Linked DNA regions of Homo sapiens: region 1 is linked to region 2. The links are chromatin loops, found by intact Hi-C in ENCODE. Cell type or tissue: heart left ventricle. All regions are shown on one strand. Links, peaks and the distances in the headings refer to the core of each region. The heading gives the core; the rest is flanking DNA.

Region 1 (15,822 bases), core at 2,763-10,762, 63 kb after region 2:
GGACTTGCACCTTTTCAGCAGTTATCTAGACCTGGCCGCAGTGGCCTGAGTTGCAGTGATTCGTATTCACTCATTCTTTGATGTTCTAGATCCACCATTCATTCGTTGCGTTATTTTTCTGGGATGATGAAGCTACCAGGGTTTTGTGCGTGTTGTTTCAGCATATGACACGTGGCACCAGCTGTACACTGCCCTTCTGGTTAGTGTTGTTCTTGGTCAAGGGCTCCAGGCTGTCTTCCATGCTATCTTCATGAGTGGGTGGCAGCACGTGCCCAACGCTGCCCACTGGGAGAAGCATTGATACTGTGGCCACTCACTGCAGAGAGGGTTTTTTTTGGCACAGCAAAAAAAAAAAAAAAAAAAGGAAAAAGGGGTACCTGCTGATGGTTCCTGGAATTAGGAGAGACAGTATATGGGTGTGTTTGCATTTGTTGAGGGGTGAGCATTGGGCGGGGGTCCTCTTTTTAGGGGTGTGAGTATGCCAGAGACCCCCGTTGGCTCATCAGAGCCCAGTGACATGGGGACCCCCAAGGGAGCCACAGGACATCATGTCATACCAAGTGTTCTTTCTGTGAAACCTTTATTTCGAAACATCCCAAGTCACCTTCGAAAGGTGTATCCAAGAAACTTGAAAATCTGAAACTCCACCCTAAAGTGAATATGGATAGCTAGCCAGTCAGTGGGTGTTTGTGCTGGGCTGGGAGTTGGGGGTGCTGTCCCTGGATTTGGGGGTGCTGTCCCTGGATTTCACTGGAGGGGAGAGACCTCCTAAAGCCGACAGTGTAGCAGGAAGTGGCAGCCGTCCTCTGCTGTCTCCTGCCATGTGTGCAGACCCCTCCCATATGGATCCCCTATCCTAGCCTCTGGAGTTCACACTTTCTCCACTGCCTGAATGGATGTTTCTCGAGAAATAATGATTTGTACCTGTACCGTCTTTAGGAATGTCCAAAGAATCCATTTCTAGGGCTACTTACATCCTATATGAAACTTGTTCCCGACCTTGGTAGGGGCCAGGGAGGAAATAGAACATGCATCTATCTCTCTGCGTACAGAAATAGCTCAAAGGCTTTTTCTCAGAGTCACAGATGTTAAGGAACCCCCTTCAAACTGTGACCCAATTATAAGAATTATGGTTCCAAATTATTTTTTTCAAACATTGACGAGCAGTGGAAAGTTTTGTGGCCTCAGTCTAAGTGCTGCCCATACCTCCCTGGTTCCTGGGCTTTCTGGTCTCCTGAGAGCCACAAGGAAGCTTCTCAAAATTCTCTGTTAATGCTAAATAAAATTTTAAATCCAGTTTCTGCATCATATTAACCAGATTTCAAGTGCTTAATAGTGCCATGGGGCTCATGGTTAACTTAGACAATACAGATTTCTAGAGCAGTTCAGAAGGTTCTGTTGGACCATGCTCAGCTCCTCCTCACTGGGTTTCCTCAGACTTCTGGTAGACCCAGGCTAGGTTTGGGGCTACATTTTCCTTAATATTTTTTGGCTTGCATTTTAGAGAAGTGTGGTTCCCGCCAGCCTGGATAGGGTACATCTTTTCTTGCTGATCTTTCTCTCTGTTTCACAGTTTTTCTCAGTTTGGGAGAACAGTCTTCAAATAAGCATTTAATTTTGCTTTTTGCTACTTATGTCTTATTCCATTAGCAGTTTTGAGGGACTTTGAAAGGACTTTGTAAAGATGTGTTTTTCAGAGTGGATGTTAAATGGGTTTTTATAGTTTTATGCCTCAAGACTATCTTGAGACCTTTTGTGTATATGTTAATAAAAGGAGCCATTTATTGCTTTTAAAAGATCTTTGACCTCTGCTCTAATTAGAATATCAAAAATCAGACAATGTGTGATTTTCCTGGTACAGGGCCATCTGTTGTTTCAACCCAAAATTTTATCAAAAATTGTCATATTATAAAGTCAAAAAAGAATGTGTGTATTTTTCACCCCCCGTTTCCATTGGTTGGCTGAAACAAAAGAAGTGTATTTTCTCACAGTTCTGGACGCTAAAGGTTCAAGATCCAGGTGCCGGCAGTTTTGGCTTCTCCCGAGGCCTTGGTCTCATATAGCCTGGTCTCTGTGAGTCCCCCTGGTGTGTCTCTGTATGATTAGGACATACCAGATAGATTGGATTAGGGTCTACCCTAAAGGCCTCACGTTAACCTAATCACCTCCTTAAAAGTCCTGTCTCCAGTCATAGCTACATCCTCAGGTACTGGAGGTTGGGACTTCAACCTAGGACACTGGGAGGACCACAGTTCAGTCTATTACCCAGACTTTCTGATATCTGAAGCCAGTTTCTTGTTTCCTTTTCTGTGGTCACTTTGGGTGGGGCAGGAGGGTAGGACAGAAGGTGGTGGGAGAGATGAAGGGAGGTCATGGAGATCCTGGAAGTCGCCTCGGACAGAACTGTCAGCGCCCACCAGGCCTTCTCTGGTTTCCTGCTCGCAGCACACGGTTCTCAGTGCTGGCCTTGGCATGGGATTAACTACTGCGACCTCGCTGGAAGGGGACTCCAAATGAAGCCGGAAGTGCTCAAAGACACTTGTTAGGACAGGAAAAGGGGTCAGAGCCCTGTGTCCTCTGAGCCCATTTTACCATGACTCTTTCCTTGCCTGTTCTCACACAGCCCTCACCGAAACCTTCTTGCTGGCAAACACCAAGAGGACTGACAGCCGGCCACGTGGAGGAAGGTTCTTGTGCCTGTGAAATTTGATGGTCTTAGCATCGAGAAAAGCTGCCTTTGCTGAAGGTGCTCCAGCAGGCTGGCCTGTGTTAGGCTCCTGTTGGAGGGATTTATAGAAATAAAAACTCCTTAGCTGGGCATGGTGGCTCACACCTGTAATCCAGCACTTTGGGAGGCCGAGGCGGGCGGATCACTAGAGCTCAGGTATTGGAGACCAGCCTGGCCAACATGATGAAACCCCACCTCTACTAAAAATATAAAAATTAGGCAGGTATGGTGGCGGGTGCCTGTGATCCCAGCTTCTCGGGAGGCTGAGGCAGGAGAATCACTTGCACCTGGGAGGCAGAGGTTGCAATGAGCAGAGGCCGCGCCATTGCACTTCAACCTGGGCGACAGAGCGAGACTCCGTCTCAAAAGAAAAAAAAGAAATAGAAACCCCTCCTTGCTGCCCACTGTGCTTTTAGGGACTAAGCAGATCTCCCTGGGCTTGTGTGTGGTGTTTGTGCTCTGGTTGGGGTAGATGCTACCTAGAGCCTTACAATTTTCTATGACCCATTAGGGTATAGAATTCAATAGGGGGCCAGCTGATTGACTGGACTTCCATCCAAAGGATTTCAGTTGCTCGAAGTACCTGAAGGACTTTTAATTCCTTGGTTTTTCCTTACCCTGTGTTATATACTCCAGGCTGGACATAATATAAAGATCCCAGTGTGTATATTGTTACCTTGTGTAGCTTTCATTCGGAGCCCGTCCTTCACTTGCGCTTCCAGGGCAAGTCACATCCTGCTTCCCATGGCTGGTCTTTCCCAGATTGAGCCTGTGATGTGAGCCTCGAGGGCAGCCTCCACAGGGCCGTTCCTGTCCTGCACGAGCATAAAGCAGAGGCGAACTCGGACCCTTCCTGGCAATCTTGGATGTCTCATGTCGCTAGGTTCCCATTGCAGCGGCCCATCTGTCTCAGTGCCATGTGGCTAGTGGCTGCTGTATTGGATGTGCAGACAGAAGCCATTTCCTTCCCTGGAGAAGGTTCCTGAGGACAGGGCTGCTGTAGACAGCAGCAGAGTAGGGACTTGGTACAGAGGCCCAGGGCCCAGGGCTGTGCTCTTCCCACTGCGTCTGGCCTCCTTGCTGCAGGCTGACAAACTCATCCACGGGACAAGTAGCACTTTGCCCCAGGGGTGGGATTCTTTGTGTCTAGATAACAGTGTGATCCATTGCTGGATTCTCTCCAGGATAGAAATGAAGAAATCCTAAGACTGCGGTGAGCAAAGCAGCAGCAGTTATCTGTGACTCTGCACACTCCAGAGCGCGTGCCTCGGGTTGCTCTGAGAAGTGGAAACAGTTTGCATGGTTTTCCTAATGTCCAAAGCCCTTTGTGACTTCCTTGTGTGAGTCCATTTCAGAAGCATTGAGAAGCCCCACAGCATGGGGAGGGCAGCCCTGATCTGATTGGCCCTGGCAGGGGTCCTCACTGGAGTGGCTTCTAGCCTGTCACCGGCACTGGCACCAGTGAAGTGCGTGTGTGATGAGGATGTAGCCTGGCCATCTGCTATGCAGCCTTGAACCCAGCCCACATGTTTTTATGGCAATAATGGGAATTTTGTAGTAGATGTCAGCTGGACTTTTGGTAGGTGAGTTTTTTTTGTTTTTTTGTTTTTGTTTTTGTTTTCTTTTTTTGTAGAGACAGGGTCTTTACACAGGCTGGAGTGCAGTGGCACAATCATGGCTCACTGTAGCCTCCATCTCCTGGGCTCAAGTGATCCTCCTGCCTCAGTCTTCCAAGTAGCACAGGCATGCACCACCACACCTGGCTAGTTTTTTCATTTGTAGACAGGGTCTCACTATGTTGTCAGGGCTGTTCTTGAACTCCTGGCCTCAAGTGATCCTCCTGCCTCAGCCTCCCAAAGTTGTGACTTGCCCTGTTCAGGTTTACAAGCCCACTATAATTCAGGTGTGAGTTGCCTCCTTCACCACTCAACCCGTGGCCCCCAGTTAAGGGGGCTTCTTTGGGCAGGAAATAGAGGCGCCATGTCTCCAGCAACCTTGAGTACAGGGCTGACTGCAAGGAGGAGGGGCCTGAGTTGACCTGAACTTTGAAGAATCCACGCACGTGCTTGTCTGGGATCAACATAGCTCTTTGGGGCTCTCTGTTTTAGCCCAGGGATCAGAAGTTTTTTTTCTAAAAACCAAATCCTTTCCTAGTGACTCACCGCCCAAGTATGAAACACAGGAAAGACTTTTGTCCTTTTAACTTGAGGACGAGTCGTCTCTACTACAACATAAACACCAGACACGAAGAATGAGAAACTTACTGTGCTCAGGGTGTGTGCTATGATGACTAAGGCAAACTGAGATTCTCCTCCTACGCTGGACACTCTGATGCGTGGTCACTTTCCGCAGACCATCTTCATACAGAAGACCGTGATGTTTATTTCCACAATAAGAATTTGATCTCACTATTAGATATTGTAACAACAACACCAACAACAACAACAGAAAAACCTACACAGTGCCTTAACACCTTTGTTCTCTTGGTGGCCCCAGCGCTGCGAGTCCAGAGGTCATTATCCGATTCTTGAGGGCTGATGACCTACTTCTGATTTCCATATCTAGCTGGCCTTGGACAGACAGGCCTGATCGAATTCTGCAGCCATTTGATTCCCTGCGGACCTGTGCCCAGACCCTGGGCGGATCTGAAGACTTCCTCAGAACACATAAGACCGGGGAGATTTGTGCCATACCGGGCTGTTTTCTCTGAGCTTTGCTTTAATCAGGAATGTAGACTATTTTTTGGTTTTGGTAGATGGCGTGCAGGGGCAGGGCATCCAGTCATTCCTGTAAGGCATTATTACAGGGCTAATTGGGAAATAGTGATTCTTTTTCAATAACTATTTTGGAATCACCCCCCTTTCTCCCCCGCCAAGTCTCTGTTCCCCTTGGGATTGTCAGGCTCACGTTGAAAGACCCCCAGAGGGAAGGATGTTGGCATATATCATAGATATCTGGAAAGAATGTTTCAACCACACCTGGCTGCCGTGTGTGAGGACAAATTTAATTTATTTTAAAAATCTGGCCACAGGCGGCTTTTTCTGTTTGTTTCTTTAGGGGGGAAAAAAATTGAAAAGCAGCAGCAAGCTATGGTTCACATTTGTTTTCTTCCAGATTGGACCAGCCAGGAGAAGAGAGATTATCTCTAAAGGATATGAAAGGTTTAATCATTTTAATTTTGTTTTTATTAAAGTATATCATAACTTTTTTTTTTTTCAACATGCCTGGGTAGAACAGGAGAGAAGAGGAGGTAATATAAATATACAGAAACCCTCAAGCATTTGGTTAATAAAACTTTCCAACGGGCGATGCCTCGTGGGGAGGAAGTGGTTGGATGGCTGGGGATGGTGGGCCGACTGGGGAAGGCGGTGACTGCGCTGAATCGTAGCCAGCATCTTGCAAGCTTCCTGTCCAGTTCCAGCAGACACTTGTGGGAGCTCAGAGCTTTCATGAAACTGAATGAGAAGAAGCTCTGACTGTGGGCTTATTCCATCATGTTTCTCAAGCGAGACTGGATCCCTGAGCCATCTGTGGCTGAAGAAGTCTGAATTTACAGAGAACAGTAAAATTTGCTTCTATAAGATTCTTCCACCCCTACCATCTCAATGAAATATTTGAACCCGGTTATTTTGAAAACTTGCTTTAGGCCAAAACCTCTGAAGTTGCATGCATGCACGTGTGTTTTATGAAGCGGCGAAGTTGGGATAAAAATAGCCTTAGTTTTTGGATAGAAAAACTATCCTATAAATTATGGTGAAACTGAGTAACCAGGATGCTAGATTAACAGGATTTTAGGCTCGTTTTCCCTTTAGGACAGAAAAATAAGCTCATTTCAACATTAATTCAATTGTCAAAAATCACCGGGGCATGGGCTGGAGTTATCATCACAGGTGTTCACTGTGGCCTCCCCTCTCTTCCAGGGCTGTAAAACTCTGCAAAGGCGTGACTGTTTGGAATTCCAGCCCTGGGACCGGGCAGGTTGTTGCATCACCTGATAATGATGAAATTATCTTTACCATTATGTTCTTACAAAGGCTTGAAATTTGACTTGCACATTTTAGACATCGCTTTAAGCAGCAGGATTAAAGCATTGTCATCTCGTTACACCTGACTTAACGTGGCAGTTCAGTTAACCCTATACCAGTCTTTAAGTTTTTGGCTGCATTAGCGTTTACAGTACTTTCCACAGCATTTTTATGGGCGGAATGGTTTGTTCATCAAGGAGAAGCAGCTCTTCTAGTGAAAGCTGCAACTCCAGTTCCCTGAATGAAGTAGAAACTGCACTGAGGCTTCAACTTAGCCGTGTGAGCAATGATCTGGCCTCTAGCAGGCTGTGTAGATAGTCACATGTTTTATGAAATTTCCCTCAGGGATTCCCGGGGCATCTGGGCTGTGCCTCCTGGCACAGAGGGCTTCCAAGAGGAGCTGTGTTGGATCTGCAGCCTCCCTGCAGGGCTGGGCTCACAACCAAGCCAGGTCTCCCCGCTGGGAAAGGGATCCAGAGCCCAGTTTCTGCCCCCAGTCTGCAGGTATCTGCCGTATTCAGTGAGCTGTGTTCCAGGTGGAAGAGCGGCCAGGCCACCTTACTGGCCTGTAAGTTTGGAATTCCCTATGGGAGTTCCCTATGGGAATTCTCTATGGGAGTTCCCTGAGCCAGTAAGGGGCAGTTTTCTTGGTTAATCTCAGCTAGAGTTGTATGAGCACTAAAACGGAACAAACACTGGCCCATATCATTCTCTGTGAGCTTCTTGATGGGAGCACAGCATCAACAGGTTAGGCAGCCCCCTTTCAGAGGAAGAGAGACCTGACACCTCTCCTGTCCAGGACTTCTGTCCCAGGTTGGACTGGATGACCCCAGCAGTTGTGGTGTGTAGGTCTTGGTCCTTGTTTTTGAAGCTGTATCACAGGCTATGAAGACAGCAGAAGGTGGGGGAAAAAAAGGTTATTCTTTTGTTTCACACCACTCAGCTATAGATCACAGAAACACTCCAAAGTGGCTTTAATGAGTTAGGAGGGCATGGTGTGGTGGCTTACGCCGGCAATGCCAGCACTTTGGGAGGCCGTGGCAGGAGGATACTGGGAGCCCAGAAGTTTGAGTCTACCCTGGGCAACACAGCGAGACCCTGTCTCAAAAAAAAAAAGAGGTTTCATTTTTCCTTATATAAGCAGCCTTGGGAGGAGGGCAGTCAGGTGCAGAAGTGAAGGTTCCACTGAGTCAGCAGACATCCACTTTCCTTCTATGTTTCCATGTAGCCATTCTCACCAAGCGCTTGTTGCCTCCTCATGGTCTAAAGATGGCTCCTCCAGGCCAGGCGCGGTGGCTCACGCCTACAATCTCAGCACTTTGGGAGGCCGAGGCGGGCAGATCACGAGGTCAGGAGATCGCATCCTGACTAACACCGTGAAACCCCGTCTCCACTAAAAATACAAAAAATTAGCCTGGTGTGGTGGCGGGTGCCTGTAGTCCCAGCCACTCGGGAGGCTGAGGCAGGAGAATGGCGTGAACCCGGGAGGCGGAGTTTGCAGCGAGCCGAGATTGTGCCACTGCACTCCAGGCTGAGCGACAGAGTGAGACTGTCTCAAAAAAAAAAAAAAAAAAAAAAAAAAAATCAAAAAATCCTCCATCTGAGCTCCAGGCACAAGAAAGTGAGGCTGGTGAGAGTGCATGCGTCACGAAAGACCACCTGTTTAAAAGTTTCCTCCAAAGCCCCGCCCACTTGCTTTATCTTACATCTCATTGGCTGGGACTGCATCATATGACTGTCCTCGGGCACAACAGACAACAGGTTTTGGCTGAGGGTATTGTGCTTTGAATAAAGTGAGTGTTCTGTTAGCAAGGAAGTATGCTTATTACGAAGGCAATTAGAAACATCAGCCATACGCCTTTTAAAATATAAGAAGATTAAGTAAACTGTGTTACGATTATGTGGTGGAAATCTGTGTAGCCATTAAGAATAATGTTCTTGATTAATATTTAAGGATATGGAAGCAAGCTCCGTAGACTGAGGGGTGGGTAGCAAGACCCAAAAACACATATAATTGTCACAGTTTCCTTTAAAATATCTATATGAAGACAGCACTGATTATGGACAATTTTCGTCTTCATACTTTCTCTGTTTTCAAGATTTTTGACAATAGGCACTTAGGCTTTTATGATCAGAAAAAAATTGGCGAACTTGAAGTGTAAGGAGCAGAAAACCTGGTAATTACTACCTCGTATATGAACTATACTTGATGGAAAAAATAAAATGAGTAATAAAAGGGAAAATCTATAAACACGTAGTGATAATGGAATGATGACGAGTAGCTGAGGTGGTACGGATTCATCAAGAACAAATCTCATCATACTAATAAGATAAAATGAAAGAACGTACCTGAATTCTCATTGAAAAGGGAAGTCGTGCAAATGCAAATTTGTATTCTGGGGCCTCTAAATGTGCAGCAGAAACATTTGCCATTTTCTCCAAGCATGCTTTTGGAGTCATTCAGAGGCATTCTTTCCCCTTCATTCTTGCATTGAAAACATTAGGGCATGTTGAGCTTTGCAGCTGTTTATTAAACATCTGTTAGTTGTAAATACTGGTTGCTGTGAGGGAATATAAAAAGAACAGAAGAAATGAGCCCAGCCTATGATCTTTTGGAAGGATGTGAAAAATACGCCCATTGAAGGTTAACAGGGTTCAAGATGATCCGTAGTGAGTAGCAGAGAGTGGAACAGGAAGTAAATACTCTGGGCCTTCGAGGGTGAGGAATTCCTGGACTGAATGGTGGGGAAGCTCTAAGGAGAGAGTCAGGCTGAAACTGGAAAGATAAATCAGTAGAGACAGAGGAAGAAGACCCCAGGCTGTTGTGGGAGTTCAGGACTCTGGTCGGGAGCCAATGAGCAGGCCATTCTGCCTAAAGAGAGGATCTTGGGCAGGGCCAAAAATTGCAATCCCATTTTCTTCCATCTTTCGGAAGTCTAGTTTTGCCCATCCCCCACCCCCCACCATCTTTTGAAAGGCGTGTAGGTGAGTGTGAATATCATAGATTTATTTAAAACAAATACATGGCCAGGCACGTGGCCCATGCCTCTAATCTGAGCACTTTGTGAGGCCGAGGCGGGTGGATCACTTGAGGTCAGGAGTTTGAGACGAGCCTGGCCAACATAGTGAAACCCCTTCTCTACTAAAAATACAAAAAATTAGCCAGACATGGTGGCGCGTGCCTGTAGTCTCAGGTACTCCGGAGGCTGAGGCATGAGAATTGCTTGAACCCGGGAGACGGAGGTTGCAGTGAGCCAAGATCACCCCACTGTGCTCCAGCCTGGATGACACAGTGAGACTCTGTCTCAAAAAAAGCAAAACACAAATACCTGAAAACTCCTATTTTTCTCGTAATCTCCTAAACAAATTGAGAACCTAGAGAGTACTTTCACATGTTGAATTCTGAGTAAAAAGAAAGCCTTAAAGAGGGGAATAATATGTTGATTTTGGGGCTATTTGTATTGGAGGGGAACTGCAAGTGCTGATAGGAGCTCTGTTTTCATTGAACATTTTCCTCAATATGGAAACAATAAGTAGTAAATGAAATTTGCATATCATCTGAAATATGCATAATATATATAATTGCAATACTTAAGAATACAAAATTATATAATTGGACTGGGGATGTTAGGAATCTTATTTTAATTTCAATTTGTAATTCCTTGAAATTTTTTTTTTGTTTTTTGTTTTTGGAGACAGAGTCTCACTCTGTTGCCCAGGCTGGAGTGCAAGTGCGGTGGCAGGATCTCGGCTAACTGCAAGCTCCGACTCCCGGGTTCATGCCATTCTCCTGCCTCAGCCTCCCCAGTAGCTGGGACTACAGGCGCCCACCAGCACGCCTGGCTAATTTTCTGTATTTTTAGTAGAGACACGGTTTCACTGTGTTAGCCAGTGTGGTCTTCATCTCGTGACCTCGTGATCTGCCTGCCTCAGCCTCCCAAAGTGTTGGGATTACAGGCGTGAGCCACCGCGCCCAGCCAATTCCTTAAAAAATTTTTAAAATTTTGGCCAGGCTTGGTGGTTCACACCTGTAATCCTAGCACTTTGGGAGGCTGAGGCGGGCGGATCACATGAGGTCAGGAGTTCAAAACCACCCTGGCCAACATGGTGAAACCCCGTCTCTACTAAAAATATTTTTAAAAAGGCCAGGTGTGGTGGCTCACACCTGTAATTCCAGCACTTTGGGAGGCTGAGGCAGGCGGATCATAAGGTCAGGAGATCAAGACCATTCTGGCCAACGTGGTGAAACCCCGTCTCTACTAAAAATATGAAAATTAGCTGGGCGTGGTGGCGCGTGCTTGTAATCCCAGCTACTTGGGAGGCTGAGGCAGGAAAATTGCTTGAACCAGTGAGTCAGAGGTTGCAGTGAGCCAAGATTGCACCATTGCACTCCAGCCTGGCAACAGAGTGAGACTCCGTCTCAAAAAAAAAAAAAAAAAATTAGCCGGGCATGGTGGCAGGCACCTGTGATCCTAGCTACTTGGGAGGCAGAGGCAGGAGAATCGCTTGAACCTGGCAGGCAGAGGTTGCAGTGAGCCAAGATTGCGCCATTGCACTCCAACCTGGGCGTCAAGAGCAAAACTCCATCTCAAAAATAAATAAATAAATAAAATGTTGATATAATTTCAGACTTATAGAAAAGTAATGTACTTTACATAGTAAGAAAATTCTCTCACCTGCATTCCCCAAATATTAGCATTTTACCACATTTCCTTTTTTGACTTCTCTCTCGCATTCATAATCTTACTCTCTCCATAAAGACGGAGAATAAATAGAAATATACACATTGCCATTTTTTTGGGAAGGATTTCAGAGTAAATTTCACACATGGTGCCCCTTGACATCAAAATAAGTTAGTGTGTATTTCCTAAGAACAAAGATATTTTACATAACCACAGAACAATGATCAAAATCAGAGAACTAACATTGCTATAAAACTATTAGGTTATTATAGTCCTTATTCAAATTTTCCTAATAATATCCTTTGTATGAAAAGAATATCTTAGATCACAAGGTATATTTAGCTGTCCTCTTTCATGTTCTTTCTTTTTTTTTTTTTTTTTTTGAGACAGAGTCTTGCTCTGTCGCCCAGGCTGGAGTGCAGTGGTGCGATCTCGGCTCACTGCAAGCTCCGCCTCCTGGGTTCATGCCATTCTCCTGCCTCAGCCTCCCAAGTAGCTGGGACTAAGGGCGCCTGCCACCACTGCCACCACTCCCGGCTAATTTTTTGTATTTTTAGTAGAGGCAGGGTTTTACTGTGTTAGCCAGGATGGTCTCGATCTCCTGACCCCGTGATCTGTCTGCCTCTGCCTCCCAAAGTGCTGGGATTACAGGCGTGAGCCACCGTGCCCAGCCGTTTTTTTTTCTTTTTTCTTTTTTTTTAAAGACAGGGTCTAGCTCTGTAGCTCTGTCACCCAGGCTGGAGTGCAATGGCGAGATCTTGGCTCACTGCAACCTCCACCTCCTGGGCTCAAGTGATCCTCCCACCTCAGCCTCCTGAGTACCTGGGACTACAGGCATGCATCACCACATCTGGCTAGTTTTTGTATTTTTTGTAGAGATGATGTCTCACCACATTGCCCAGGCTGGCCTTGAACTCCTGGGCTCAAGCAATCTGCCCGCTTTGGCCTCCCAAAGTGCTGGGATTACATCTCACCTGGCCCATATTCTTTAATCTAGCATTGTTCCTCTGTCTTGCCCTTTTATGACCTTGACATATTTGAAGAGTGTAGGTCAGCTGTTTTGTCAAGTATCCTTCAACTGGGTTCATGTGATGCTTCCTTATGATTAGAATCAGGCTGTGTATTTTGGTAGAAATGCCAAAAAAGAAAGCGTGTTCTTTCTCGTGTATTGTTTCATGAGATACATGATATTGATTTGTCTCTTGATTGCGGGCATCAGCTTTGGTCAGTTAGTTATGGTGGTTCCTTCTGGGGTTATCCATTCTGAAGTTACTATTTTTCCCTTTGTAATTAATGAGAATCTAGTGAGGATATGCTTGGAGATGATTTAATAAGGAATTGAACTGTTTAAATGAGATTGTTTTGAAAAAATGGCTAATAAAAATCAATAGGGAGAAATATTTGGCAAATGAAAGTGGTGGTCATTAAGGTTTATTTTTAGCCTATACTCCCCTTCCCGGTTTTCTAGATGATCAGGAAATTCAGCAGGCCAGAACTTTAGAAAGACTGGGAAGAATTTTCTAAAATGTCACTGATCACTCATGGTGTCAAACGAGGAATGGAGGCTTTGGGAAGTGGACAAAGAAACTATTACAGAATAAGAAGGAAGATCATGTGTTACCTTGGACAGAGCCTGGGTAACAGGGTCTTAGAATGTGAAAGTTGGTATTATGATAAATTGTAACTTATTTCTAAATCTTTTATTTAAGAAAAAAAAAACACCTTTAGCTCTCATCAGTGTGTTCTGCTATAACTGAGCCTCTGGTTGGCGAGGGCTCTGGCTGGCTGGTCCTTGAAGGATGATGGCAGAGGGGCTGGTAACTGTGCAAGAGCTCACAGAAGGGAAAGTGAAGGCTCCAGGGCCAGGCTTGCTGTTTCGTGTTTCTAGTCTCCCCAGTATTTTTTAAATGTAAGGCCTGGTAATAGCATTTGATTAATTTTCCATTTTCTCTACTAAAACTGTTAAAAATTTGAAGTCCTTCCTGCCTTCCTTTCCGTCTTCTCTCCCTTATCTGAAGGAAATGAATGAGAAAGCAGATGTTTGCCCTGGGATGGCTCAGAAAGCATAGTCTCATCTTCACCTTTCACCCTTTCTCTGTTATTTGGATTTTGGAAATACAGCCTTCTGATTTTTCTTCCTTTCATGTCAAATCATCGTCAGCTTTTTCTCCTGTCCATTCTTAGAATTCCTGCCAAGACCCACTCTTCCTTTCTGGAGGTAATTATTCCTGCTTTCATCTCCAAGGCTGTATGTACAATAGGGTTGTTTCTTACAACTCCTGAGGTGAACAGAGGGCTACTGAGCCTTGAGCCTGGAGAAGCAATCAAGGTGGAGGTGCAGAAGGTGACCAGGAGGCTCTCTGTGCCTGAGGAATCTCACTGTCTAACAGGAGAAGATTCCTAAGAAGCCTGTCGATGTGGACCCTGAAAACTGAAGATCTGCCAGTGTATAAAGGTCATGGGATGTAGTTGTAGCCAAAGATAGAGCGCGAACGGGTGGAGGGGGAGAAGCAAGGACTTTCCCCTCTAGGGAGTGCGGAGCCCTGAGATCTGGGGGACCTGGCAAAGTCACCTGATCTCTCCTTGTTTTAGAGGGTAAGACTGGCTCCCCAGTGGAAGATGGAAGAATGTGAGGGAAAGCTTATGTAAGGTGCAGGATGCCAGAGGGTCTAGGTTAGAGTGAGACACTTAATGCTGTTTTTAGGTGGTTCCACCTGGGAGAAATGGGGAAGAGAGCAGGTAAGGATGATCTGAGGATGTGAGCTTGGGCCTTGGATAGGCGCTGATTCTCCAAGTGGGAGAGAATAAGATGAAGGGCAGGAATGGGTAAGAAGGGAGGGTGAAAATGATGTTATCATCAAAACCACACATACCTCCCTCATTCCCCACTTTTGTAAATGAATATAGCAGTGAATCTGTACCACTGACCCTTGCACCCAATTACATTTATGTATTACTTATGTATCTCATGTTATTCCAAAAAGATTGGACAGCCTCGTTTGGCTGATTACTTAGTATTTGCTTACTATTCATCCCTAAAATTGGAAACATCTTGGGGCAGGGATCATGTCTTACATTACTTTTGTCCAGAATCTATCCCATTCGTCAGTGGCTCAGTTAGTTCCATGCTTCCTTGGGCGCCATCTTGTCGGAGCCCCGTGGGTTCCTTGGCAGACTCTGTGCGGCTCTTGATATTGTCACCATTTTTGGCCTCCACAAACACCCTTTTCAGTGATTGGTGAGAACTTTCCAGAAAAACCGACTCAACTGGTTGGTGCAGTGACCAGAGGCATCATTAGAAGAGGAAAGCTGCCACCTTAAGAAAATAGTGCCTGGGCACAGACAGCATCCCTTCTTCTTCTTCTTTTTTTTTTTTTCCCCTGTCAAAGAGTCTACTCTGGGGGTTCGCTACTTTTCACCTTGGCTAGAAACTTGACAGGAAATGACTGCAAGAGCAAAAATAGATGATCCAATCAAAATAAATGTGGATTACATGTTTAAACTGGTGTCAACAATAAATGGAAGAAGAGTTTGCTCATGGGTAGTCGTACTCCATGAGGGTATTAACGTTAGCATGGGATTACGATGTTGCTTCTTACAGTCTTAGATTTTGGTATGTTTTGGTATGTTTTGTCTTCTGAAAGGCGTTCCATGTGTCTTGCAATCTTCCAGATAGAAGGGGACACACTTATAAAATCGTTCTCATCTTCCTGCTCAGGATTAGACAGAGTGCACTTCTCCATTGCGTAAAGTGCACGTTTCCAGAGTTCTGCTCTGCGAGTGATGCTGTTAGTGCAGTTTTTTCTTCTAAATTTTGTGTAACCACTCAGAGTAATCACATAATATGCCACACTGACATTATTGACACCTGGTGGAGTAGAATTAATGCTGAGCTTCTTCCCAGCAGAGTCACAGATGACAGCTTCCTCAGCTTCCTGTGGGGTTGAGGATGCCGCCTGGACAGTCTCATGCTGGCTTAGTGAGACTTGACACTGGACCCACCACATCATCTTCTGTTCAGCCCATGGTGGGAAACATTCATGCCAATGAGGTGCACTCTTAATTACTTTCTACACAGTTCCCTCTCCAAATTAAGAAAAGCAATACAGGCAAGATAATGACTGTTCATATTTTGCAGAACTTCCAGAGAGATGATAATTTAGGGAATCTGGATATTTCCTGCTTATCCCATTGTTTCCAGGTCATTCTCTGGCTTCAGTTAAGGTGGAACTGCAGGTCGGTGGGTTTGTGCCTGTGTGGATGGTGAATGGGTGGGGTTGTTGTGGGGTTGGTTCATGTCACTTCTGTACACTGAAGATGTTCAAAGAGGTGCCATGGCTTTGAAGAACCTCTGGGATAGTGAAAGGGGCTTGTAAATGTCCTTGGA
Region 2 (15,822 bases), core at 4,543-12,542:
GTGCGTAGATTGCTGTAAGAGTGAACTTTCTGAAAGCGTGAGATAATTTTTAATCCAGAAATGAGAGAGGGTTGTGCTAATCTACAAAACCTGATGATATTGTCTTCGTTGCCTGGAATGGTGTCGTTTTGATTTTTGTGTGATACTAATGTTTAAATCAGGATTAGGTTCAACCTGTTTTTCTTTTGCACCTCCTGGAAGTAGAGTGGAGTAGGGGAATGCCGCAGGGCCCGAGGCATCCGGGGGAAGCCCCCTTACCTTGTCTCTGGGCCTCAGGTTACTTCTGCAAAGTGCTCCTGATTGAAATCCTTGGGATCTTTTGGGTTGAAACAGTGGCCGGCTCTGGCCTAGCCCCTAATGCTCACATGTCCACGTCCTAACATTTACCGTCTTGGGATCCCCGTGATTGGCTGACATAGCAAGAAGCCCAGAGGCTCCAGTGAAGCTTGGGAACTGGGCTCTTTCTGTCCTTAGTGTCACATCTGAGCCAGCATGGAAAAATGCAGAAGGCACTTGTCTCTCAACTGGGACTGAGCTCCGGGGTCCTTAATTCCTCATCCTTCTGCTTTCACATGTAAATGTATCACTCCTTTCTCAGAGGACTACACCCTGGCCCCACTCTCAATCTTCTCCACCCGTAGAGATGTGGGTGCCCTTGATCCTCAGAACTAGGAGAGCGGCTGTCACTGACACATGCTTGCCCTCTGCCCTCTCCCACGGCTAGTGTACAGCCTGCGTCTGAGGCGTGTGGGTTCAGAGCTGGCACCAGCTCTTCCACGTTTATCTTGCATTCCCAGCCAAGTGACGTCCATGGTGAGCTCTCTGAAATGTGTGCTGCTTTCTACCCGGAGGGGGCGGGGCACAGAAAGGGCAGTTGGAAATCAGTGCACACTCCCACCATCTCCCAGAATCTGTTTTTCACTTTGATGTTTTTCTTCACCTGAGAGTCATTGGAGTGGAAATCTGTCAACTTTAGCAGATAGATTAAGACCCTACCAGAATCTGTTACTCAAAACGGTTTCTAGCTGGGGTTCCTTTGATTGGACCAAGACTGAAGGTTACCTGTTAATCTTAAATACTGTACAAGGAGGGTTGTCTACCACGGTGTTGAGTCTGGGCCACATGTGAGCTGCTGTGGGCCAACAGGGCACACAGGAGAGGAGAAGCCAGTGTCCAAGCCAACTCTGCTTGGCCTGAGGTAGGAGGCAGAGTGTGGTATTGATTCATGCACATGGCCAGATTCTCCACATAGAGGATGTCTGCTCCTGCCATTCTAGGAGGATTGTGCAGTACGGAAGAATGTAAGAAAACTTCCATCAGACTTTGCATTGCTTTAGAACCCATCTTTTCAGTTCTTTCCCTGATGCATAAGAAACTCATTGGGATTCACACTCCCAGCAGGGCTATAAAATCATCGTATGGTAGACGGGCAAATCAGAAAATGTAGGTGAAGTCAGACAATGATCTGGTTTGAAATCTGCATTCTTGGTGCTCCTCTGTGGGTGTGCTGGGGGGAAGTGGGGGTCTTAGGAAGATAGCTACACATTTTACGTCCGTAGGTGGTGCCTGGAGGCCTTTGTCTTGCACTGAGAGCAAAAAGCATACATCCTTTGGGGACCGTCCCCTTCCTCCCTCCCGTCCTGCCTTCCCAGCTTGGCTGTGTGTTTGAAGCTCCGGTGAAAGTGTCATATGGTTTGCGTCGGGATTCTGGAGCCAGTTGCCTCAAACCTTGTTTTCTCATTATTAGACTATTTTTTTTGTTTGTTTTAAGTACATACTTCTGCCACCTTCTCTCCCTACCTTGATGCCTTCAACCAAAAAATGAAAGGAAAGGAATGTTTTCCTGCAGGTGATTTAGAAGGTGTGCAAGGCCAGATGTTTTGGTGAATTTTAGCAGATTTCGCCTGCATGCCCTCCTTCTCCTGGAGCAGCTGGAGGCCTGCGGTTCATTTCCGTGGCTTGATGGTTGGTGCTGGTGGGACGTGGGTCTCTGCAGCTGGGCTGGGAGGCTGCACGTGGGCCTGATGGGTTCTTACTGAGAGCCTGGGCTGACTCTGACAGCTCTTGTGGCCACCAGTTAACTTCAAGAGGACTCCAGGAGATGGAAAGACCAAATAGTTTGGGGGGCAGGGCTTGTGCTAGGACCAAGTTCATCCATCACTGCTGTGGGAACGTATGGCTCATGATTCACCAGTGGTGTGCGGCATGAAAGCTGGGTACCTTGCTGGGAGGTCCCTTGTTCTTTCCTCCTTCCAGAAGCTTCCCACCTATCTTCATCCACATTCGTCCAATAGGTTGTATTTCACACTCTCAGCCGATGGCTTTAGGCACAAGCTTTGTGTGGGTCACTCTGGTTAGAGCATTTTACACACCCTCATGTCAAGAAGATCAGGTCAGTGATATCTTTTCACTCCACTCTTTAGACACCACATAATGGAACTGAAATCTTATTAGTTGTGCCTATTGAAAAAAAAAAGTTTAGTACTTAAAAACCACCTGTTGAAAAACCAGTTTTGCAACCATTAACCATAGCACTTTTATTCTCTTTTTTCTAAATGCTTTTAGTGTTTTTTTTCTCTCTCTCTTTTCTGAGTCCTTTTTGTGGATAGTAAAGAACTGACCAGACCCTTTTAGAATAGTATTGTATTCTTAATTATTTCTTAAAAGGTTAGCATTCCATGTTTACCTCAAGTGTAAGCTAGTAATAAAATGTGGATTCCCTATTTTTTACAGTTAAAGTAATATGAGTAATGCATGTTCACTGTAAAAAAATTTGGAAAAATCCAGGAATAAAAAAGAAAGTAAATATATCTGGTTAATCCTACCATGTGATGGATTTTTATTTTTGCATGTAACATAGGAATTTTACAAAATTGGAATGACGTTGTGTAATACCTGAGACCTTTTTTACATCTTTAAGTATTTTCCAATGATTTTTAAAGTGGATGTCTTTTGTCTACTTTCTGACTTTACTGTCCAGAGGCAAACCCACTGTTACATGTAGTTGATATTTTGTGCTCTTTTCTGTGCTTCTGTAGATGAAAATGCATGTGTGTATGTATCTGTACACACACACATACTGTTCATTTTTAAAAATCTTTATAGACACATGCTGTGGTTTCAATTTTGCTTTATTTTGTTTTTTGAGACAGGGTCTCACTCTGTCGCTCACATGGGAGTGCAGTGGCGTGATCTCGGCTGGCTGCAACGTCTGCCTCCCAGGCTCAAGTGATTCTCCCACCTCAGCCTCCCAAGTTGCTGGGACCACAGGTGCACACCACCACACCCAGCTAATTTTTTGTATTCTTCATAGAGACAGGATTTCGACATTTTGCCTAGGCTGGTCTTGAACCCCTGGGCTCAAGCACGATCCACCCACCTCGGCCTCCCAAAGTGTCAGTTTGTTTTATTCAGGAAAATCTTTTAGGTCAGTAGATATAGATACTTTTAGGTCAGTACATATAGATACTTTTTATGAAAATCATTTTAGGTCAGTACATGTAGATACTCTTTTTAATGTCGACATAGTATTTCCTTTATTAACCAGCTCCTTTTTGATGTACCTTGAGGTTATGTGCAGGGTTTGGATACTGCAGATAATGAGCTAGGAACATGATTCTCTACACACACCATGAAGTGGGGTTGTTGGGTCCCAGGACCTAATGCCAGTAGATGCAGCACTTCCCAGTGGCCTTTCAGAAAGCAGGTGGCCATGTCATCCTTCCCCAGTAAGTGACGGCCAGACTCCCACACAGTGACCAACACCGTGTTGTTGTTTTTCCATTTTCATTGTCAGATTGACAACATTGTTCTAAAGTAAGTCCCTTTTCATTGTTCTAATGTAGATGGGGGAACATTTTTTGTCATGCAGTTTTTTGTTTTTGTTTTCTGTTTTTTTGAGACTGGGTCTCACTCTGTCACCCAGGCTGGAGTGCAGTGGCGTGATCTCAGCTCATTGCAACCTCCGCCTCTGGGTTCAAGTGATTCTCATGCCTCACCCTCCTGAGTAGCTGGAATTACAGGTGCCCACTACCACACCCGCTAATTTTTGTACTTTTAGTAGAGATGGGGTTTTGCCATGGTGGCCAGGCTGGTCTCAAACTCCTGAACTTGGGTGATCCACCCACCTTGGCCTCCTAGAGTGCCGAGATTACAGGTGTGAGCCCCCACGCCTGGCCCTATTTGTGACTTTTCAGGAATATATTTTTTGTATAGTTGTAAGACTATGCAGTGTGATTTAGGACTCTTTATTTTCCTTCAAATTCAATGGCTAGCTGTACAACGATTGCTTAAATAACCAGCCTTTCCTAGCTGGTGTGAAAAGCTGTTTCTCATTCTCCATTCTCTTACGTCTTGCAGAACCTCTTGTGAATGATCCACAGATTTAGGTAAATCAGAACATATTTACGGAATACTGTCTTCGGAGACACTGGGGAACAAGAAGAAGGGATGGAAAGGCCTGGCTCTCTTTCCTGGCATTTGGAGTCTGTGGACCAAACGCCTTCCTCTCACCTTTTCCTATTTCTCTCTGGCATGTTCCCCAAAAGAAAATTTCTTAGATTAGTTTGCCTTCATTGAACTCTCCAGGATGAGAGAGTTTCCAGAAGAAACAGAGTCTGCAAAGAGGAGCTGGGTTTTTAGGGCACCTTAATGGAGACTGTGGATCTCACCATTTATCTTAAAAAAGGGGTCAGGAACAAATTCTGAAAGCCATGGAAATTCCCTTTCCTGAAGTTCTTACGTAAATAGCATATAAATTTCATGACTCTGTCGACATATTTCCAGTATAAACTGTTTTCAGGTACTGGTTACAAGTCTCCTTTTGGATTCCAAAGGTATACCATGGCCCCTGACTTAGGCTGAGCAGCAAGGAGGTCTAATTTCAGAAAGTCTAATAGCTACCACTTTGTCAAAATATTTACGAATCCCCCCGATTCTCTATTTAGAAAGCCCTGGACCTTCTTATGAGAGAGAAACCTCAAACTTCCAGTACCTTCACCTACCCCCCACCCATCCAGAGGAATAAGTCACACCGTGGAATTCTTCGCATAAATGACATCTGCCGTCTTAGGGGTGGTCTGTAACCCTTAGGAGAATTTTGTGCAAATATTCCGTTGCTTCTGCATTCCAGGATAATGCGTTGTGTTACGGTTGTTTTAGGTAAACACACTCTGGCAGGAAAGCCAATATGGCAGGTGCCACATAATGGGGCAAAGGTGTGAACTCAATGTTGAATTCTTTCAACTTGCTGAGGACTTGGACTCAAAGGGCAGATTTGAATACGTCTAGTCCCAACAGGTGTTTCTGGTTTTTTTGTTTTGAAAGGGAAATCATAAGGGAACAATTAGGCATTGTCAGGAACATAGTCAGGAAAAGGCAAGAGTTTTTAAATAATTATATGATCCACCTGAACCATGTACTTTATTCTGTTTTACACATCAGTTGAAACTGTAAATACTAGTAAGTGTAGGGTGGGAAAGGCTGTTACTATGAAAACCATTTCGGTAGTATTGAGTAAGTATATATTTAATACTTAACAGAAATTGATTTTTAGCACTTACAGCAGCCGGGATGTAGAATGAAAGTTAAAATTTTCTAATGGCAGAAAATCTGTCACTCATAGAAATACTGGCGACTGTAGAAACTAGCAACATTAGGGTGGTGACTTGGGATGGTGTTGGCAAATACAGCAAAGAAAACTGTGGAATTCTCAGTGATGTGAATTTCATTCTTTTTCTTTGTATAAAAAGAAATTTATATGACATTAAAAAAAAATAGAAACAGGGTCTCACTATGTTGCCCAGGCTGGTCTCAAACTCCTGGGCTCAAGTGGTCCTCCTACCTTGGCCTCCAAACGTAAATTTCAGATAAGCAACAATGATGTTTTGTGTAAGTGTATCTCATAAATTATACTTACACTTACCTGAAATTCACATTTAACTGGGCATCCCGTGTTTTGTTTAGCAGCTCTACCTCTGGATAGCCTAGAAATTTGTTCATAATGACCTGCCAGCAGGCTCTATAGAAGTGTAAAGAGAGCTATGTGGCTTCCTTGTTTGTGAAACCCGTTTTCTTCCAGTGGTTCCCAACAAAAGAAATTTACAAATGCCTCTAATGATGATATCCAGTTTTTGTTATTTATAGAAAAGTGTCCTATCCAATATTCACATTTTGTGTGTTAAGTAAAATGCTTTCCTATAAAGAAATCTGAAATTTTCTCTAGAGCTGTTTGTTCAAACTTACTTTTCAGTCATTTTTTTCATGAGTCCCTTTTATTGAAATGCCTTTGCGTCACACAGTGGACATCAGGAGGCCTGGTTCGGTCACCAGCAACTTGGCCAGATGTTGAAGCTGCCCCTGGTTCACTCCAGGCCTTCTTGGTCTCCTCCTGCACTGGTTACTTATATGTAGACCATGAAAATTCACAGCACGTGAGCATTGCTCACAGTGCGTGGGAGACCCTGTGTGCCTATGGTGTATAGGTCGCTAATAGGGAATGCAGAGAGTAGGTTTAAATTGGGACTAATCATCAAGAATGATTAGGAGATGTTCTCTAGGGTCCCCCTCCTGGTTCTGTAAAAGGCAAACTAGTTAGAAGGTTAGAAATGTTTATCTACTGATAGTGTTTGGTTTGTAACCTGTTAATGAGTGGAGCATGTTCCCGGACTCAGGATGAGAGCCTCCAAAGCATAGCCAGTCTCTTAGGTCAACAGTGATACCCACATTGCCTTGGCAGGGCCGGCCTGTGCACTGGGGTTGCTGAAGGGGTTTACACCCACCTGCTGTTCCTTTTGAGTCTCTCTTCCTGTCTTCTGTCGCTGGCAGTATGCTCTTCCTGGAGGATGACTGGACCTTTCTAACCCCTTCTGAGCTGACCTCTGTGGAGTTTTCTTGGTGGCACGTGTCACACCGGGGCATCCGTGTCTTCCTGCTGCCCCTCAGAATGAGACAGAAGTCTGGGTTCTGGGTGGAAGGCATCCTTGCATTGGCTACCCTGACTTCTTCTCCTCCCATGGGTTCAGACCCCAGCCCTCAGGACCCAAGAGGCACAGGATTTCCCAGATTTCCCTGTGCAGCTTCTGGGAGACTGAAATCACTGGGAAGGGGTCTTCGTTCCCTGGGTCAACAACATTTGTGGAGTACTGATTTTGTGCTGGCCATTGAAGTAGGATTTTGTACAGACTCAGGCTCACGAATGTGTAATGTGTTACTAAAAAACTTGTTTGGGGCCATGGCTCACACCTGTAAACTCAACACAGGGAGGCTGAGGCAGGAGAACCACTTGAGCCCGGGAGTTCAAGACCAGCCTGGGCAACATAAACAGACCCTGTCTCTATAAAAAAATTTAAAAAATTAGCCAGGTGTGGCGGCACACACCTCTGGTCCTAGCTGCAGTGGGGACTGAGGTGGGAGGATCAGCTGAGCCTGAGAGTTCAAGACCAGCCTGGGCAACATAGCCAGACCTCATCTCTACAAAAAATAAAAAAATTATCAGGGTGTGGTGGTGCTTATAGTCCCAGCTACATGAGAGGGCTGCGGTGGGAGGATTGCTTGAGCCGAGGAGGTCAAGGCTGCAGTGAGCCATGATCACAGCACTGCACACAACCTCTGCCTCCCGGGTTCAAGTGATTCTCCTGCCTCAGCCTCCCAAGTAGCTGGGATTACAGGCGCCTGCCACCATACCCGGCTAATTTTTGTGTTTTTAGTAGAGACAGGGTTTCACCGTGTTGGCCAGGCTGGTCTCGAACTCCTGACCTCAAGTGATCCGCCCACTTGGGCCTCCCAAAGTGCTGGGATTACAGGCCTGAGCCACTGCACCCAGCCTGTATCTATGGGCCTTCGGGACAATGAGAATGATAATGTCGGGGTTTGGTGTTTGCTCCCAGACCCCTTTTGCCCTTGGGAGCGAGTCTGTGTCACTGCAGTGGTCCTGCAGATGCCTGTTGGCGCTACTGAAGATCTGGGAGGAGCTCCGATTGTGTTTATGGCAGGGAGTGTCTTAGCAGAGTGGCTCCATCTAGCTTTAGAACATGTCTTGCTGGTTTCGAACAGGGCTTGTTTGATTTGAATGTTTCATGTTCCAGATTCTTTACGAACTGCTCATTGTCGCAGGCCCAGGAAGGTTCTCTGAGCAGCATCGGATGTTTTTGCTCTGTGGAGGGTACTCTGTGCCTCGAGATGGGGGTGGGGGAGATCAAAGGTAACCCCACTGGCTCGTCCCCAGCTGAGGAGTCCCCTGCTCCAAGATGGTTTTCACTGTGGTCCTCCCATAGCTCCTGTGCCTTTGTCTTCTATACTTCCCCTCTACCGCCATGTCTCTTGTTTTCTAAAATAATTATAGATAGAGAAGCATGGGGAATATTCCTCGGCTCCTCTAGTGAGCCAGGCCAAGTGGCGCGGGTCCCAGGGCTATGTGTCCTAGACATGAGTCAGCAAGTGTGACTCCGAAGCCAGCTGTGCTTGAGGAAGCACTGTGGGGAGTGATTTGGCTGGAGACTTCTGTTTGTGCGTGGTTGTTCACTTTCTGGTTCTCAGATTAGGCTCTGACCATTTTCATTATTAATTTTTTTTTGCCCAGACTGGGTTCACATTAGTGATGGCTGCAGCTGTCAGCGGAGGAAGACCAAACAACTCCTCCAGGGACAAGAGCTCTGACCTCTGTCCCGTCTCTTTGTGTCCAACTCGGAATCCATACTCGGCTCTCTTCACCTCCAGGGTCTTGCCGCCCTAATTCATGTCTCTGAGTGTTTAGTGCTTTGGGGTTATCCAAAACTCATGCCTTGGGGGCGTGCCGATTTGCTCTGAGGTGGTGAGTTCTCGAGTGACACCTCTGTGGATGGCTATTCCTCCCTGATGTTCTAGCTAGCTTCCCGAGGGACCCACCAAATTCTCCAGAAACTCCCTCTCCCTTCCCGCTGCCTCCCGCAAACACATTCGGACGCCTGTCTTCTTTTCCTGGCCTGTGCTTTCTTCCTCTTGGAGTGTGGCATTTGGAATCAAGTCACCTGGGGAGATTTCAGACAACAGCCACAAAGCCCAGCTCCGCTGAGGGGAGACTAATTACACAGCTAATTAATCCAACAGATGTCATTTTAAGTGCTCATTTCTGTGTGATTTGGTTACACACGCCCTGCGTTGCTGAGATGGGCACGGGGCCCTGTTGGAAAGTATCTTTTATTTTTTAATCAGACTTTAAGGAAGAGCATATTTCCTGTCCATCTTTTATGCTCTAGTGACATATCCCTGGTTTTCCAGAACTGTCTCTCCAGCTGCTGTACCCACACACGGCATCTCTGCCCCACACGGGTGTCACACTGTTTGGCACCACGCTGGTCTCTGCGTCATGTGCTAGGTGGTTTCACCAACTGGTTCGTAAACCTCTTGAGGACCTGGATTGCCTTCAGTTTTGTGAGTTTCTCAAGAATGCAGCACAAGTAGACATCAGCAGGTGGTTATCCGTTTCTCTCCATTTACTCTCTTGTCTTTACTGACAGCAAGTTTCTTTGCAAGAAAAGTAGCTGAGGAGTGTCTGAAAGGTGTTGTTTTACAAGTGGAGGGTTAAGAAGTATAGGACACCAGTGATTGTTGGAAAACTGAAAAAGTCGTGCATAGGACAAACAAACCAAAAAAAGGCTCTTGGAGGCAGAGGAGGAAGGTCAGGAAGTGAGAGGAGATGGTGTTTTCCTTCCTTCCCTCTGCAGTGGTAGAAGTGGAACAGAGAGGATGGAAAGGTACTGCCTTCTGCAGGTGGCGTGGGAGCAGCTGCGGGGTGTAGCATGGCGGTGGCCCTGAAGCTGGCAGCCTGTACTCATGGAAGTCACCTGGTCCTCCATGGGGGCTGGCACCCAAGGCCCAAGGCCGCATTGCCCAGCAACCCCTCACTCTGAATCATGCCCACTCTGGGAGTTGACTCACCATGTCCCCTCCCAGTTGCTGGATCCAGAAGTGACACTTTTCACCACTAGTAGGACAGGTCGCCAGTGGTTTCTGTGTTGCTGACTCTGTCGGCTGTGTCCTAATTCGCCGGACCTTTCAGCCGCCTTTGCCACTCTTGCCCTTTGTCTATCTCTGTTGGCTTCTCTTCTGTGACTTCACGATGAGTGTTATTATGCCCCCAGGCTTGTCCCAGAGCCCCTTCTTTTTTCTGTCTGTAACTCTCCCTAAGTATCTCATTCAGTCCAGTGGTTTTAAACCCCATCTACTTTCTGATGACATCTGAATCTGTCCCTAGCCTAGGCCTCTTCCTGTATCCAGCTCCCCACCTGGCATTTGCATTCGAATGTCTGAGAATGAACTCCGCAGGCTTAGCATGGTGCAGAAAGGACTCTGTGACCAGAACCCCCAAATGCTTATGGGCTCCCCCATCTCGGTTAGGGCCACCTCCAGCATATCATTTGCTTAACCCAAAAAGCTGGGAACTATCTGTGGGGCTCCTTGTCTTTTGCTCCCCTACAGCCAAACCATCAGCAAGTTCTGTGGGTGCTTCCTTCAAAAATACATTTGCACCACCACCCTCCCAGGCCAGCCCCCATCGTCTCTCTGTATTTCAACTCTCCCCCGCCTCTACTCTTGCCCTTTACAATCCCCTCTCCATACAGGGATTTTACGAAGAGGAAAATCAGGTCATATCACTCTCTTGCAAAGACCCCACAAAGGCTTTCCACCTCACTTAAGATAAAAGCTCACCTTTGTACTGTGGCTTACAAGCTCCTTTGTGATCTGAACTCCTCCCACCATGCTGACCTCATTTTACAACCCTCTCCCCTTTGCCCCCTACACTGCAGCCACAGCAGCCTTCTCTGTTCATTCAACATGCTAAGCTGGCGCCTGCCACAGGGCCTTTGCACTTGCTGTTCTACTGAGTGTATGTACCTCCTTGACCTTGACATTCAGCTCTCATTCAATATCTGGTCGTCAAAGAGGCTTTCCCTGACAACCCAGTCTCAAGGAGCTACACCATCACTTCACTCAAGATAACTTCTCTGCATTGACAGTGATTATATTTATTTTTCTTGTCTGTTCATTAATTTAGTTGTCTGCCAAGACAGCAGAGACCTACGTTGCCCCATTAACAGCTCTGTCCCTAATGCTTAGAACAGTGTGTGACACCAGCTCAATAAATATTGAACCATAGGGTACCAGCAGAGCATGCCGTGCTTCTGCCCTGTGCTAGAACAGGTACAACAGCCTCATGCGCACACTTGGCATTTCATAAGGTAGAGCCCTAAGGCATATGTTGGTGTAAAGTGGATGGCTTGTGTGGACCAGGTCATTGCAGAGCTTCTGCAGCCCAGGTCATTTACCATCAGCTTCACACACAGCTCTGTTCCTGTACTGACCCCTGAGACACAGCCCTGGCAAGATCATGCAGCTGGTGTCAAATTACTTTGAAAATTCCCACGTGCTGCTGGCCACCCGTGAGTTTCGGCTCTGTCCGCCCAAATTCTGCCAACTAAAATCACTGCTCTTTCTCCCCAGCACTCTCATCAAAATGCCTTGTTCCTTTCCCATTCTTATGATAGACCATATTTTTAGTGGTCTTTCTTCTCTGCTTAGTTGTAAGATCCTTACCGGTGGGATCTGTTTATTCTCACCCAACTTTGTAGCCTTCCCAGGGTCTTGGGGATATTAGGTAGACTATCAGCAAGTGTCGCCTGATGATTTGATGGCAAAAGATGGATTTTTTTTTTTTTTTTAAGACAGAGTGTCACTCTGTCGCCCAGGCTGGAGTGCAGTGGCGTGATCTCAGCTCACTGCAACCCCCCCCTCCCGAGTTCAAGCGATTCTCAGCCTTCCGAGTAGCTGGGACTACAGGCACATGCCACCATGCCCAGCTAATGTTTGTATTTTTAGTAGTGATGGGGTTTCACCAAGTTGCCCAGTCTGGTCTCGAACTCCTGACCTCGGGCGATCCGCCTGCCTCTGCCTCCCAAAATGCTGGGATTACAGGTGTGAGCTACCGCACCCGGCCAAAAGACGGAATCTTAAACATAGAAATTTAAAGATTAGGGGCAGCCCCGAGTCGCCTCCTCCCTCAGTTTCCCTAGAGGCTCCTCTCCTGCTTTCGTTCCCTTATCCTTGGGCGAGCGTCTTTGTCTGAATGATGCTTACTTAGTCCCATATCTGATTGTCCCCCGCCCTGAGAACCACATTTTTGGTGGCAGAACATATTCCCAGTGAGAGAAGCTCTGACCTGCTTCTCTCCTCCTGTCCCATGTACAAGCCACACGTCCTTGAGCACCCGCTATGCGCAGGATAACGTCCTTGCTTCTTTAGGGCAGTGACTTTTAAACTTTGTTGACGATAATCTAAAAAGAAATGCATTTTACATGAGTGACCCAGCACATACATATAGCTAGATATTCTGTATATTTGACTAAAACAGAAATTGTGCAGAATGATTTTATCCTTACTGCAGGTGCTACATTCTGATGCTTTCTATTACATTCAATTCTGTTTTGTTTTACAAATGCTGGTTGTACTCACAGCATGGATTTCATGATCCCCTGACATGATCCTGATTTCGTAATCCAGCGACTCTTAGCCCAGGGGCCTTTAAAAAACTACGCCTGCCTGGCTTGACCCCCAGAGGTTGTGGTTTCATTTACTGTCGGATTCTGATGTGCGGCTGCAGTTTGAGAACCACTGCACTAATGGGTCATGATCCACAGTTTAAGAAACTGTATTACTGTGATACGTAATACAAAGAGGAATTGATCATTCAGTAAGAGCCGTCAAATGCGGACACAAGAGTTATGAAGGTGAAGGGAGGGAGCAGCCACACCCAACTGGTTAGATCCAAAAAGACCTCTGGGAGGGAGGGGCAAGCTGGAGTTTGAGCAAGATTTAAAGAGGGTAGAATCATATAGAAAGGTGAACTAGACAGAGGACAAAGGCAGATTCATTCTTGTACTTACTGAACCTGTGGCTATGGTACTAAAATAATTTTAATAACTGGAACTTCTTCTCACATACTTGTGGATACTACTCTGTTTTATTTTTTTGAGAGAGTCTCGCCTTGTCACCCAGGCAGGAATGCAATGGTGTGATCTCAGCTCAGTGCAAGCTTCGCCTCCCGGGTTCAAGTGATTCTCCTGCCTCAGCCTCCCAAGTAGCTGGGATTACAGGCGCCCGCCACCAGGCCCGGCTAACTTTTTTTGTATTTTTAACAGACACGGGGTTTTACCATGTTGGCCAGGCTGGTCTCGAACTCCTGACCTCAAGTGATCCTCCTGCCTCAGCCTCCTAAAGTATTGGAATTACAGGCTGAGCCATCACGCCTAGCCTACTCTAACTTTTAAAAGAAAGCTGTGGCCGGGCGTGGTGGCTAACCTCTGTAATCCTAGCACTTTGGGAGGCTGAGATAGGTGGATCACCAGGTCAGGAGATGGAGGCCATCCTGGCTAACACGGTGAAACCCCATCTCTACTAAAAATACAAAAAATTAGCTGGGCGTGGTGGAGGGCACCTGCAGTCCCAGCTACTCGGGAGGCTGAGGTGGGAGAATGGCATGAACCCGGGAGGCAGAGCTTGCAGTGAGCCGAGATCGCGACACTGCACTACAGCCTGGGCGACAGAGCGAGACTCTGTCTCAAAAAAAAAAAAAAAAAAAAAAAGAAAGTTGTGAGCTAAACATTTCATAATAACAACACACTGGAGTTTGGGTCTTTTTAGTGTTTTGCTAGTCAGGAAGTCTGCTCACGTGATCTATTAAAATAATAAAACTACAATAAAAACCCATAAACAAAAAGAAAACTGTAGTTGAGGCTGTGCATGCTGGAGTAGGGGGAGGGGTGGAGTGTACTGCTTCTGCAGTTTACTTTGGAATGAATAAAAGATGTAAGGCACATTGATAGCAGGATAAAGAGAAGGCTGTAAAATAGACAGCAAAGCATTAATTTCAGCAGCTGGGTGGTGGATACTTAAGTGTCTACTGTATGATTTTTTTTTCAACTCATCTCCTTGGTTGGAGATGTTCATAATGCAATGTGAGGGTAAAATACTAAAACCTAATGGTGAAATGTTCTCTCCTCTCTCGGCTCCACTGTGTAGAAGCTTCGAGGTCTCTTCTCAATCCCTGCTGTCCTCCCCTCCACCTTCCTACTCCTCTGGGAGAGTAGTAATGATGATCTGTTGTGTCTCTGAAGACAGGGCTCAGATTGGTTATTTCTGTTTTTGCAGACGAGGGCATACATTTCACTAGAGGTAGTAACATACCTGGTTAAGAGCGCTCAAGCTACTGCGGGAGAGGCCATGGAAATCTAATGGGATCTGACCATTCAGGAGGTGTCTGGATGCCCACGAGATGCCGGGCACATGTTGGTGTGGCAGGTGGAGTGGGGCTCAGTGGGTGCTGCAGACTAGAAAAATTTAAGATAGGATGTCCATGCGTCTTAAAGGAAACCCAGATAGCTCTTGGGGTTTTAAGGAGGGAGAAGATGCCTGGTGTCAGGCTGCCTGGGTTTGAATCCCAGCTCCTGGGACTTAATTCCTGTTTGTTCATCATCTGTAAAATGGGCTAATAGAATGACTTGCTTTGATAGGACTCTCGAATGACTTAAATGAGATAATACATGAAATGCACCTAGACGCAGTCTGCATATAGCATCAGAAAGGTGTTAAGGACTCTGCTTTTCTGCATTAGATTTCCCATCGTCTTCTTAGACCACACAACTGACGTTATTTTTATAATTTGGTTTTAATTAGCTTTGAACTTGACACGCTGTTGGTTTGGAGAATGGAAAGGTCAGTGGATTTTTTTTTTTTTTTTTTTTTTGGTGCGGAGCAGGGAGATGGAATTTCCCTGAAGAGAGATTATGACCGATGTTTAGTGAAATGACCTTGAGCCAGTAATTTAACCTTGGCCAATCTGTAGTGGCCTCATCTGAAGGAGGTGGAGCTTGGATTCCTCACTAAGTCTCCTTCAAGCACTAAGTGTGTGTTTGTAGGACTTTTTTTTTTTCCCAAAGGGATATCTCCATCTCCTCTCCTAAGTAATGGAGCAAAAAGTGATCTAGTGAAGTACTCAGGAAAATTAGAAAGTGATTCAAGTCCAGCTGCATTGTGGCTATGGCTTGCTCCACCCCTTCCCTGAGAAGTACCTAAGACATCATCCGTTGTGAGAAGGAAATGATGTTACCTTCACTGACATAATTTTATCATATTGTCCCACATAACCTGGGAGGTTTCAGTATTTGTTTGTTTCTTTTTAAATAGGACTTCCTGCAAGCATCAACACACATGTATTTCCCTTATGTGACCAAAATTAGATGCAAGTTAGAACGTAGGCTTGGAAACTGGCATAGAGTACACAGGACACTCAGGGGAACTATACTCCTTGGTAGTTTTCATTCCCTTACATGTATATTTTTCTGATTAAAGCTAGTGCATATTCACTCTAAAAAAATAAAGCCACAATCTAGAAATACACAGCTTAGAGGACAAAGATGGAAAAACGAGAATATATTTGACTTTGGTTCTTGTTATGGTTCGTGTTTGTATCTGTTTACATTTTGTAACCTTGGCAATACCACAGAATATCGTAAAAGGGGGAACAGCTTCTGGACGCAAGTGAGTGTTAGCTGGTGTTGCAAAGCTCACATACCCTCGTTGCATAAGTGAGTTCATTTGTATCGAAAACCACAGTGTCCGTGGCTCGGATGACTTAACATTGCCTTAGGAATCTCACTTTAATGTTCACATCAGTGTCCTTGCTTGTGGCTGTATCATCCCAATCTCCCTTCACTGTAGGGAGCACCTGCAGTCAAGTATGCAAAACTGTTTCCATGGCAACCCTTTGTTACCCATTAATTTAAAATATTC

What was found. Hi-C counts contacts between places; a loop is a spot of excess contacts. Peaks named below come from ENCODE experiments on the same cell type or tissue, not always from the same donor. Only the 100,000 strongest peaks of a DNase experiment are listed, where the experiment ranks them.
Region 1: a loop joins it to region 2, with 9 times the contacts of the local background. A loop is called at or near these places in 11 of 110 quality-filtered maps.

The regions. Positions count from the first base shown.
Region 1 is chr16:72,866,714-72,882,535 of GRCh38, reverse strand. The region is part of intron 4 of ZFHX3 (zinc finger homeobox 3); the gene reads left to right. It overlaps LOC124903715 (a long non-coding RNA gene), which reads right to left and starts at 10,198. Exons shown (of 2, transcript XR_007065111.1): 1 at 9,103-10,198; 2 at 5,896-7,636. RefSeq lists enhancers at 3,777-4,278, 4,293-5,492. In heart left ventricle, for the core only: no CTCF peak of the experiment used is centred there; DNase peaks (open chromatin) are centred at 3,625, 4,024 and 6,095; H3K27ac peaks cover 1,783 bases.
Region 2 is chr16:72,931,608-72,947,429 of GRCh38, reverse strand. The region is part of intron 3 of ZFHX3 (zinc finger homeobox 3); the gene reads left to right. Among named protein-coding and RNA genes, the nearest start is that of ZFHX3, 110 kb to the left of the region's middle. RefSeq lists enhancers at 1-429, 1-600, 8,286-8,580, 10,606-10,900. In heart left ventricle, for the core only: a CTCF peak has its summit at 8,024; a DNase peak (open chromatin) is centred at 8,409; H3K4me3 peaks cover 1,266 bases; H3K27ac peaks cover 1,992 bases.